Linked DNA regions of Mus musculus: region 2 is linked to region 1. A link is a loop called in an ENCODE intact Hi-C map of the cell type or tissue named here. Cell type or tissue: heart. All regions are shown on one strand. Each heading gives the region's core, and the rest is flanking DNA. Links, peaks and the distances in the headings are about the cores only.

Region 1 (5,363 bases), core at 80-5,079:
AGACTTGAGAGGATTTTTTTTCCAGGTTCAAACGAGTCAAACTAAGTTGAGTCCCACATCAGTCTTAGGGGACTCCCTCAGGCCCCGCTTCTACTCACCACTTCTTGGTGCACTCCAACACCAGTTCATGGTAACACGCCACAAACTGGAACTTGGCGGCCCGCTTGCCAACCCGCTGCAGGCGCTTCCACACTGAAGTCATGGCCTGAGGAACTCTGCCGGATCTCTTCTCAGGCTTGGGACTCCCTCTTGCCCACCACTGCTGGCTCAGCCAGGGTCCCCATGGTCTCTGGAGCTCTTTTCTTTGTCACCGGATCTGTCCGCCCCGTCCGTGTAGATATGTCTGAGGTTTAGACCTAGGCTGAGTTTGCCCGGGGTCCGCCTGGTGGGCTGGCTGAGTCTGCGGGGCCGTCGCGGCGCGTCGAGCTGGTCTCAGCTCAAGAGTAGCGAGCGCGCCGTTTCCTGGAGCCGCACCCCCCCCCCTCGCCCCGCGTCCGAAGGCGGGCGGGGCTGCAGCGCGGGGCGGGGCGACCCTGCTTCCGGGATCTAGCGTCCGGACTTGGACACCCGGGTACCCGGTTCGGGGGTGGAAGGAATGAGTACCGATCGCAAAGCCGGTTTGATGGGCGCCCGCGAGTCAAATGGGGTTAGGGTGACGTGTGAGCTCCAAGAGGTGGCAGCCCTCAACTTGGTGCCACCCTCCAAAAGAGCTGCCTCTGCTGTCTCCCTTATATCTGCAACCTTGGTACTGGTTGGTACCCCATTTCCCAAGCTTGTAAAGTAGAGACCTAGAAAGGAAAAGAACCGTCCACTGAGCCAGAGTTAACGGTTCTTAACTCTGGGGTGGGAGATTCTTGTTAGCACCCATGCAGAGCCCCAGAGCCAGCCTTGGTGAGATATACCTAGAGTCTCCAAACCTGACTCCTCATATGGCACAAGGGAAAACAATCCTCACATCTCACAAGCAGTGAAAGGTTCTGTCTGTCTGTCTGTCTGGTGCCCCCCCCCCCCCCGAGACAGGGTTTTTCTGTCCTGGAACTCACTTTGTAGATCAGGCTGGCCTCAAACTCACTAGTTTTTACTAAAGAGTGCCACCCTGAACAAAGCACACACTCTGCGCCTCAGTTTTGAAGTCTGTTAAATGGGGCCAATTACAGTTCTATCTTTTATGTATGTCATTGAAGTCTGAAGATGGGGAAAGCGGTTGGCTTAGGGCTGGGCTGATTTTGTCTCATTACGCGCAATCCGTTATCAGAACTAGAGAAAATATGTACATGGGTGGTTTTTGCTCCTCCCCTGGGAAGTCCCTGGGGCGTTAGCTGCTGTGTTAACACCTAGATTAGACTCCTTATCGCTCACACATCCAATTCACACTGTAATGAGCCTTGCAAGGTGTTTTATACCCAGCTAGAGAGATGGCCTGGAGCAACACATCAACGTGTCACCTGCCTGGTAACCCTCAATTTGGTTAGGATGTCTGGTCTTGCAGGCGTGTTAGCCTATCGGCATCTTCAGCAGGCAAGTGACTATGGTAGGAGGTGGGGATGAGGATGCTTGGGTGCAACTTTGAGAATGTGCAGGCTTATTCCTGTGGGCTGAACACCCAGTTTTGTCTATCATATCGCTGTGGTCCTCTGCTTCCTCTCTACGGAAGCAGTTTATGTGCAACCCTACAGGTCCTTCGTGCTGTCTCGGGGTAGGCTGGGTGCTCTGAGACTGCAGCACAGGGGCCTGAGCCAGGCGAAACGATGCTCTGAGCCCGGCTGCCATCTCCCTCCCTTCCAAGGCTTGTCTACAAACTGAAACTTGTTTACTCCTTTCGGCCTCCACACCCCTCCTTCCCAGCAATCCCTACAGCTCACGGGGCACCAACTCTAAGACTCTTCTTGGACCTTTCCCTATTCATGGGGATGGGCCCCTGGGTCAGGCAGCTCCGGCCCACCCATTTCCTGTGCCAACTCCTCCCAGCACGGGAGGTGGAAAGTTTCTCTCCTCAAGATGGGCGGCTCCTTCCTTCCCAAAAGGCTCAAAGCAAGGCGGAAGGGCATGCTGGGTTCGAAAACGTAGAGCCCAAGGGGAAAAGACTTGACCGCTTTCATATTGCTGCAGGGCCAGCTTCCAACCTTGCCCGCAAGAGGGAAGATTCGCATCTCACGCCCATTAAGCCTTTCGCTAGGGGGTCTTGGGCGCCACCTGCCGGCAGAACGTAGACTACACTTGCCAGAAAACTATTCCCCAACCCAGTACCAATTAACCAGGCAATCACAATACAATGCTGAAATTATTTATTTTCCCGCCCAGGAACTGGCCGCTAAACTTAAATATCCAGCATAAAGACCTTAGCCTTTCTGGTCGTGGGTGGCTACAGAGGTGGGTTCTGGAGCCCTTGTCCCAGGCAATGAACCCCTGGGGCCACTGGTAGGGATGCCGCTGAGCCAGCAGCTGCAAGAGGCAGCAAAAGACGAAAAAGAGATGAGAGCTAGGCACTCATCCCAGTCCCAGAGATGCAAACGGGAGTGCAAGACGCTTTGGGCCCCACAGTCAGACTAAGGGCTGGCCAAGCTAGGGTGCACACATGTGGGAGAAGTGGAAGCCCAGGACACTGGGCACAGGCTGCAATCTTGACCGCTTTGCCTGATGGGTATAATGCCTTGCCCTCCTGAAGTGAGGTGAGGTGGTACCGGTAAAAGAGCAGGCACTGTAGACTAAGGACTTGCTGAAGGGCAAGTTTTGAGCCTTTTGTATGGGTGCGTTCCTATCCACCTCAGCTTTCAAAGGCTGATTTGGAAAGCATCCTGCAACCACTGGTCACGGGCATTGTGAGTCTGGGGTACGGTGAGGGGTGGAGGGTCTGGGGGCAGGCTGGCATCAGGAGGCTCCTCGTCATCAGACAGGCCGGCATCAGGTGGGTAGGAGCTGTCCGAGTGCAGAGAGGATGACAGGTCCTGGCACAAGCTCAGGTCTTGGCACAGATGCTTGTAGTCCTGGATCGACTCGTACAGGCCCCACAGCTGGCACAACAGGGACATATCCAGCTGTCGCAGCCCCACCTACAGACAACTGACAGTGGGCTGGAGTTGGGGGTCCGGGCCACCCCCAGAATTCCCACCGTGGACGACAACCCTATCCAATCTTCCTGCACCTTTAAGTGAAAGTTCTGAGAACAGATGGTACTTGCCAACTGTGAAACCTTCCAGCCAGTCCTTGGCCCTCATTTATACAATGGGGTAACATTGTCCAGCAAGATGAAATCAGGCAAGTTTTTAAAAATGCAACAATTGCTACACATTACTATCAGTGCTGTCCTAAAGCCCCGTGACCAGATGCTTCCTGCTGGACCTGAGATGAGGAAGCGGATCCCAGACTTATTTCTGCCCTCTTCAGAGCTACTACCCTGGCGAGGCGCCCACCTACTCACCATCTCCTTGCGCAGCGCGGCTAGTGCAGAGTCGAGGTTAACCGGGCGGCGCGGGCCCGCTGCAGAACCTGAGTTAGCAGATCCAGCGGCATGGCGAGGACCATCCGGGGCGCGGGCGGCACGACTCAGTTCGTCGTGGATGCGGCTCCGTTGGCTGTAGACACGCTCCAGCTCCCTCCACGAGCCCCCACTAGCGTTAAGAAGGCCGCTGAGGCCGCGCGGTAGCGGCGGGAGCCCGGCCAGAGCGCAGCCCGCGCCGCCCGGCGCCTCAGTCGCGGGCAGCCCGTTCATAGCCAGGCAGGCGTGGACCACGATGCCGCCTGGACCCCTCTTACGTTTTCAGCGGGCTGTTGCCCAGAGAACCAGCTCTCCGTGGCCCGGTCTCCGGAGAGATCTCAGCCACCGCCCGCAGGCCGTGCTTTGTTCCGTCCCCGACTCCTAGGACTCCGCCTATGCTCCACCCCCCTGCATGGGCGGGGCCTCTCTTAACGCGGCGATGACCCTGGAGCGAAAAACCCATCAAAGAACTGGATGGGACAGGGGAGGCCGAAAGGGTCAGAAACGGTTTTTTGGCGACCTTTTGCTGCCTCATTCCTATACAATGTGTCCTCTCCCAAGGGAAGGATTCTAAAAGCACGGGGATGTGGGAGGCCCGAGTCTGGGGTAGGAAGGTAAGACTGTGCCTGACTCTTACAGTGCATCACTGCCCCTCCCCACAATTTGTCAACATCCTAGCAGCCAGAAGATGGAGAAAGATGGTAGAGTCAGGATGGTTAAAGGAAGGAAAGGAAGCCACCAAAGGGACTGAAACTTCAAATGGCACTCAAGTGGAGGAAAGGGGGTACTGGGTCAGAGACAATGATTAGTGGCCCAGCCTTTGGGAAGACTGAGGTCAGTCCTTGGAATAAGGTGTCACTTATCCCTCTGCCATTTACTTCTTGTCCTGAATGCAGAACTTCACCATTCAGGTAGAAAAGACCATGGAAAGGTGAGATGCCAAAAGCAAGGAAAACCATCGAGGAGAACTGGGGCTCACATGCACACTCAGAACCAAGAAAGAACAAACCACGCGGAGGAAAAACTGTTTTTCTGGAGGGTTTTTCTCAGGGGAACAGGGATCAGGATAGAGGTCTCAGTGATCCAGCTGTTTCAGGCTGCCTAGGGCCTCGGCGCAAGCCCGGATAAGCCCACAGAGCTGGATACTAGTCTCCAAGGAGGTGCTAGAGCCCAGCTCGACTGACGCCCAGGTTAGCTTCTGCAGGAGGGCCGTCTGTGTGGAAGCCACCGCGTCCGTATTTGGAGGTGCAGCCGGAAGAGGAGGCGCCTGGGCTGCCTTGAGCCCGGCTGCTGCGCCTTCACAGTGCTCTGGACGGGGTACTGGTGGCTGGGATGGGGGCCGAGAGCTCGAGGCAGGCTCTGTAGATGAGGCCAGCTGGTGTTCCCGAGCTTGAGAGAGCGCCGCCTGTGCATTCAGTGCTAGAACAAGAAAAGTGGTGGAAGAGTGAGGGTGCCCCGTCCGCCTCTCCCGAGTCATGTGCTCTTTACTGATGTCCCTGAGCTGCTGGTGTTTTCTGCCTAAGCCAATCCCATCTCATCTCTACTCTTCTTTCTCCTTACACATGCTTGCCAAACACTGCCCCACTGATTTACACTTGAGGTCCAGTTGCTTGACAGATGGCCTGGCCTCATCTATGCATCAAGTCTATTCCTGTAAACTGGGATGCCCGCCCTTCAGTGGTAAAATGCCTGTCCAACATGCACAAGCACCCAGGGTTGCACGTGCACTCTACAACGTAGGATGACTATTTTGCTAGGACTCTCCCCACGGTGTCAGAAACAAAAGGCTGATGGTCTTTCTTGAATGAAACACCTCTCTAGGGCGGAAACGAGAAGGCACCTTAATGCCACAGCACGCAGGAGTTTCCACTGTCACCTCCCAGGCTCA
Region 2 (5,363 bases), core at 113-5,112, 120 kb after region 1:
TCCAAAAGCAAACGTTGTCCACAAACAAGGGCTTAGTGAGGGTTTTGAAAAGGGGAATTGTCACCGCCCATGTCAGTGAGGAGCTCGGACAGTCTGACAACCCCCCACCCCCACCCCACCCCGCCATGAAGCATCTACTCAGCTCTTCTGCCACCTGCCTCCACATCCCCCCCCCCCCATACTCCCCAAAATAAAAAAGCTGGTTCAAGCACGCAGAATGAAAAAGGCAGCTGGCAGAATTAACTGCCCGGAAGTCTCCTCCCAGGCTCGACACCCACTCTACAAACAAAACCACCCAGTGACAACAGGCTCCCTTAGCAACCCGGAGGAGGGAAGGAGGGGGTTGTTTTCCGGCCTCTAGCATATGGAATCTGCAAGCAAGGCCCGGCCTAGACTGCACCCTCCCGTTCCCGGAAAACTGGTGACTCTCTCTCTCATGTGACCAGCACAGAGGGTGATTATGTGGCAAGTGCTGGCTTGCTCACCGGTTCTTATGCCACGTAGATTCCTGCGCCTCACCCTTCTCCAAGGGCTAACCTAATCAGCCTTTTATTTATCTTTCTTTCTTTTTAATTCCAGAAAGGGTCTCATTTTGTCTCATACTGGCCTGTACTTCTTGGCTCATCCTCCTGCCTCAACCTTTTTAGTGCTGGGATTACATTACCACTATGTCCGCCTGGCATCAGTTCCAAGTGTCGGTGGTGGGTGGCGGTGACTGCCTGCAAGAACAGGGAGTTGCTTGTTAAAATGTTCTAGAATGCCAGGAGGCGGCTATGAAAGCAGGAGGGAGGGAGGGGCTCCCTGTGGCGGGCCTAGCCTGTGGAGTCAGTCTTTTCTGACTTTGAGGTGCTTAGGCAATTGTTCAACCACCTTCAATTTCCCTTCATATTATTCTTCAGTCCCAGGAACAGCTTTTGAGACTTTTTTTTTTTTGAATTAGTAGGAACAGGGTTAATTGGTAACACACCAAGCCTAGGGCTGTGTAAAGCTAGGTCGCCTGGTCACGCACAGATGAAGCATTTGTGTGCTCACAAGTCTGCAGCAGCCCAGGGACTGTCTCCAGTTCTCAAGGGCAAGATGGCAGTGTCAGAGGCTCCTGGCCTTCAAGGACAGTTTTCTTTGGAAACAATGTATTTGAGGGGAGAGGTGAGGAGGCCTTAGGGCCGAGGCTGTGCCCACCCTTCGCTGGTGGACATACCCAGAGTTTCTTCCTTCACACAGAGGACCTCCATCCCACTGAAGGACTAGGGCAGAGCAGCAACTCCCCCAATCAAAAAAGCTGTTCCAGGAGATTGTGGTAAACAGGTCTGTGGGTGGGGCTGAGGGGTGACAGCCAGAGGAGCCTGCCTGGTTTCTAAGGCATGCCCCTTCCCAGCTATGGGATTCTGGGATGGAGGGCAAAGAGCAAAATGGGGTTCTCTTTGTGATGTCCGATTAAAGGGGGAGCACGCTCCAATTTCTTTCTCAGGGACCTGGCAGCCCCCCACTGGCCTCATCTTCTTTGGAAGTCAGCTCAGCCCTGTTGTTTCCAGACCCAGGCAGACTCAGAATTTCCTACAAAATCTCTTGGAATAGAGAGAAGGGACGAAGTGCCCTAAAGGCAGGGCCATGCCAGTATTGCTACCACAAGAGAATATTCTGGAACTCCAGCCCCCATCCTCCATGGATCCAGTTTCTAGGCTGTAGTGTTTTTAGGTTCCCTTGTGCTTCTCCTGGTGCCAGAGGCCCCTCTGCCCGGGCTCCTTCACACTGAGCCCTGAGACATGCGGGTCAGGAAACTGCACAGTCACTGCGCATTGGCAGGAAGCCTTCCCATCCGCACTCACTGCCCTGGCAGGAGCTGGAACCGATAAAGAAGCCCTGCCCCAAATTTGCCAGGCTCTTCTGGTGGGAAGGGGCCCATCTCTCACCCTTCCCCCACTGTTGCAAAAATCTGGAAGTGAACTCTTTTTATGAAAACAGATCTCACCCAGTGGCTCCCTGTCTCCCTACAATCATAAGCTCTTGTAGGCCAGGGCTGCAAAGTCACCTCTCAAGGGAGCTCTAGCAATAAGTCAGTCTGTCCCATCCCTCCCCCAACTTGATTTGTGGGGGCAGGGTTTCTGTCTAGTGTGTCCTAGATCTCTGAGCCCACAGCTCTGGCAAGACGTGGGCACCAGCGTGGATGACTTCAGCTTATATTTTCTAAAGGTCACTCTGAATCCTGCGGGCTCTTGGTAAATATTTGTGGACTGACTCAAACAAGGAGCTCAGCTCTGCTGCAGTGCATGTGAGCCCGAGGACTGGGGTGGTGGCGGCGGCGGCGGGTCGGAGGGTGCTCTGAGGACCAGATGTAAGCAGAAGGGATTTGAGGGGGTGTCCTCAGACAGCAGGAGGGTGCTCAGGTGTGGACCCCTGCCTTTCCTGGGCATTAGGTGGGCTCTGTGTGCTTCTTGTCTCAGAAGCCTTTGGCTGGTGTCCTGGGCGTGTGAAGAACTTCAGCCAGACTTCAGGCCGTGACTTGCAGAATGCAACAGAGATGGTATCAGCCCCCATCCAAAGCTCCCAGGGCTGTGTTTCTGATTTATCCCCGTACTTTGCTGAGCACTTAGCCTGGCCCTGGCCCTAGGGTCTTGGATTCCCGGCTTCTTTGTCCCTCCCCTTCCCGGACCTTTCCCTGAGCTCACCTTTCTGACACCATTTCCTCTTTTCTCAGCCCCCAGTTCTCTGTGCCCAGAGGTGCTCTGGCAGGAGGTAGGAACTGTAGCCCAGCAGACAGGCTTCGTTTACCCTGGGGGTTCAGTAACCTCCATGACCCCTCTGGTGCTTGCTCACAAACGGCCCTGCTTCCTATAGTCCTTGAATTGCATGTCCTTTCCCAGCCTCCCCCCTAGGAACCAGTTCCTGTAGGGCCATCTGCTGGTGTCGTATTTCCCTTCCCCCTCCTCTGGGACCAGCACACAGGTCACTCTTCAATGAGAACATCCTCAGGCTAGGACCTGCTTGCCACCACAGGGACCCCAGCTTGCTCCACACGGGCTCACTAGGCTGTCCTTGAGCCTTCTACAACCTGGCTTTGGTCTGAGTGCCATCCTTGAGCAATCACAGAGGTTGGCCCGGCTTCTGCCAGCTGCACAGTGGGTGGCGTGACACCCCCTTGCTGATCTTGACCTTGTATAGGAGGGCCGTGCTCATTGGCTTAGGGTGTCTGTGACCATTACTGAAACCACCCAAATGCCTGTGACCTGGCAGGTGGCAGGAAACCGAGAGGTCTTAGAGACCTCTTTAGTCTTTCTGTTGTAAATCGTATTTATGTAAAATAATTTAAACTGGGACCAAGCTCCGAGGTATTTAATCCCAGCACTCAGGAGACAGAGGCAGGCAAATCTCTGTGAGTTTGAAGCCAGCCTGGTCTGCAGAACAAGTTCTAAGACAGCAGGGGCTACAAGGAGAACCCCTGTTTTTGTTAAGGGGGAGGGTCAACGGGTTCTCTAGTACTAGGGTGCTTATGCAGCAGTCACGGGGCCCTGGGCTTGCTCCCAGGCATTAAAAGGACAGAAGACTAGGTGAGGGCTCGGTGAGTGGGGAATGAGGGCAGCTGGGAAGAGGAAGGTGCGCAGTGCAAGGCCAGGGGCTGAGACAGCAGCTTCCGTGGGAACCGGGTGGAACACATGAGGTGACTGTCCTCAAGCCCTGCCCACCTCTGGATTTCCCCAAACAGTCCTCCTGGCTTTGAACATTGGGACTGAGTTGACATTTTACAGAAAAACAAACAGTTTCCAAAGCAGAATCCATTTCATGGTCCTGGATCCTGGGGTTCTCATATACCTGGAACCCAGGGGCACGGGGAAGGTTCTGGCCATCAAGAGTGCATGTTCTTGAGTAGGGCTTCTGTCCCTGGAGGTACATTCCGTTCCAGGCGCCACAACTGGGCTGGGCCGGGCCTCAAGTGCTGACTCACGATGCCTGCAGCCCAACAGAAAGAGAGGGCTCAGCTGCCCCCTGCTGGTCACAGCTGGACCTGCTGTTCTGCAGGCTCAGAAATGACTCTCCACCCCTAGGCACTGGACTTGGGGGTGGGGGGAAGGATCTGAACCCAGGTACAGTCCTGGACTGGGTGGAGTGCCAGAGACTTCTGAAGGGCTTCCCAGTCAGGGACAAGGACGGGTAGTGAGAATCTGCCCTGAGATTTACTCTTCCCTCGGGTCCAGGCTGCTCTGGTTTGCAAGGCTCCATCCAGGTCAAACTCAGGCTTTCCTCATGGCCTCTCGGTTCCAGTTACCTTAAAGCTATCACCCCAGAACTCAGGAGGCTGACAGAACCAAGGGTTTAAGGCGAGTATTGGTAACTTATCGAGACCCCCATCTCAAAAGTAAGGGACAGGAGCTGGAGAGATGGCTCAGTGCACTGGCTGCTCTTCCAGAGGTCCTGGATTCAATTCCCAGCAACCTCATGGTGGCTCACAACCATCTGTAATAGAACCGATGCCCTCTTCTGGTGTGTCTAAAGACAGGGACAGTGTACTCACATATATGAAGTAAATAAATAAATCTTAAATAATGAAAAAGACATGTGGCTCCCTTCCTCTGAAAACAGTGAGACTGAACCTGCAACCTCTGGTCTTTATTCCATAGGGCCAAAGCTCCAAACATCGCTGCTGCCACAGCTTGCAGTGGGGGAAGTACAGGTTCCTCCCAGACAGAAGTGAGCCCAAGTCTTCCCAGACCTGGTTCCTATGGAGACCTGGAGACCGGTCCCCAGGAGCTACCAGATGAGATTTTACTGGGGTGAAGACCTGAGGCTATACCATGGGCACACAGGACACGTGTGGTTACCATACTCTGGCTATTCCATATTATAACCATTCCAAAGTGTGCTAGGTGATGATTTTATTAAGTCCAGTGATAGGAAAGACTGGGAACACTCAAGACATTTATTTAGTAAAACAGTGCTCTGTCCTAGAGGGTTAAGGCACATGTGGTAATTAAAAAACTCAAAGGCTCAAATGGAAATGTAGAGTTTGTGTACCTGTGCACACGCATCTGGGCCCCTCACATAATGATCTGAAGCCATCAACAGCAGTCAAGATGACCTAAAGGTTGCCAAGAGTGGGCTGGTAGCTCAGGGAACACACAAGGCTCCTAAAGGGTTAACTACAGTGGCAGGTGACATCATCTTACAGACAATGCCTTATAGTGAGGTCAGCCTTTTCTTTCTCTCTGCTGCCAAAACTTCTGGAGCTCACTGGCAGGCAAACTGGTTTCATTTTCAGAGATGATGGTTTCCATTTCTGTGGCTTTCCACCAAGAAGACAAAGCTAAGCTATGTCTCTGGGATCCAGTGGGGATTCCCAGGGAGTACAAAGGGCTTAAGGGCCAGGACAG

What was found. A loop is a pair of places that touch in the nucleus more often than their neighbours do. Peaks named below come from ENCODE experiments on the same cell type or tissue, not always from the same donor. Only the 100,000 strongest peaks of a DNase experiment are listed, where the experiment ranks them.
Region 2: it touches region 1 in a loop (2.0-fold over the local background); 3 of 42 quality-filtered maps call a loop at or near these places.

Annotation. Positions count from the first base shown.
Region 1 is chr19:5,725,819-5,731,181 of GRCm38, forward strand. It overlaps Ehbp1l1 (EH domain binding protein 1-like 1), which reads right to left and starts at 499. Exons shown (of 19, transcript NM_053252.3): 1 at 99-499. The coding sequence starts at 202. It overlaps Fam89b (family with sequence similarity 89, member B), which reads right to left and starts at 3,848. Exons shown (of 2, transcript NM_181452.2): 1 at 3,419-3,848; 2 at 2,269-3,050. The coding sequence starts at 3,709. The coding sequence ends at 2,772. It overlaps Znrd2 (zinc ribbon domain containing 2), which reads right to left. Exons shown (of 4, transcript NM_020491.5): 4 at 4,488-4,894. The coding sequence ends at 4,551. In heart, for the core only: CTCF peaks have their summits at 372, 2,191 (motif pointing left) and 3,657; DNase peaks (open chromatin) are centred at 523, 2,033, 2,953, 3,873 and 3 weaker places; H3K4me3 peaks cover 4,806 bases; H3K27ac peaks cover 4,034 bases.
Region 2 is chr19:5,846,388-5,851,750 of GRCm38, forward strand. Frmd8 (FERM domain containing 8) reads right to left here. Exons shown (of 11, transcript NM_026169.4): 11 at 4,587-5,363. Among named protein-coding and RNA genes, the nearest start is that of Neat1, 3.6 kb to the left of the region's middle. In heart, for the core only: a CTCF peak has its summit at 2,890 (motif pointing left); DNase peaks (open chromatin) are centred at 344, 624, 1,804, 3,924 and 3 weaker places; H3K4me3 peaks cover 4,147 bases; H3K27ac peaks cover 4,447 bases.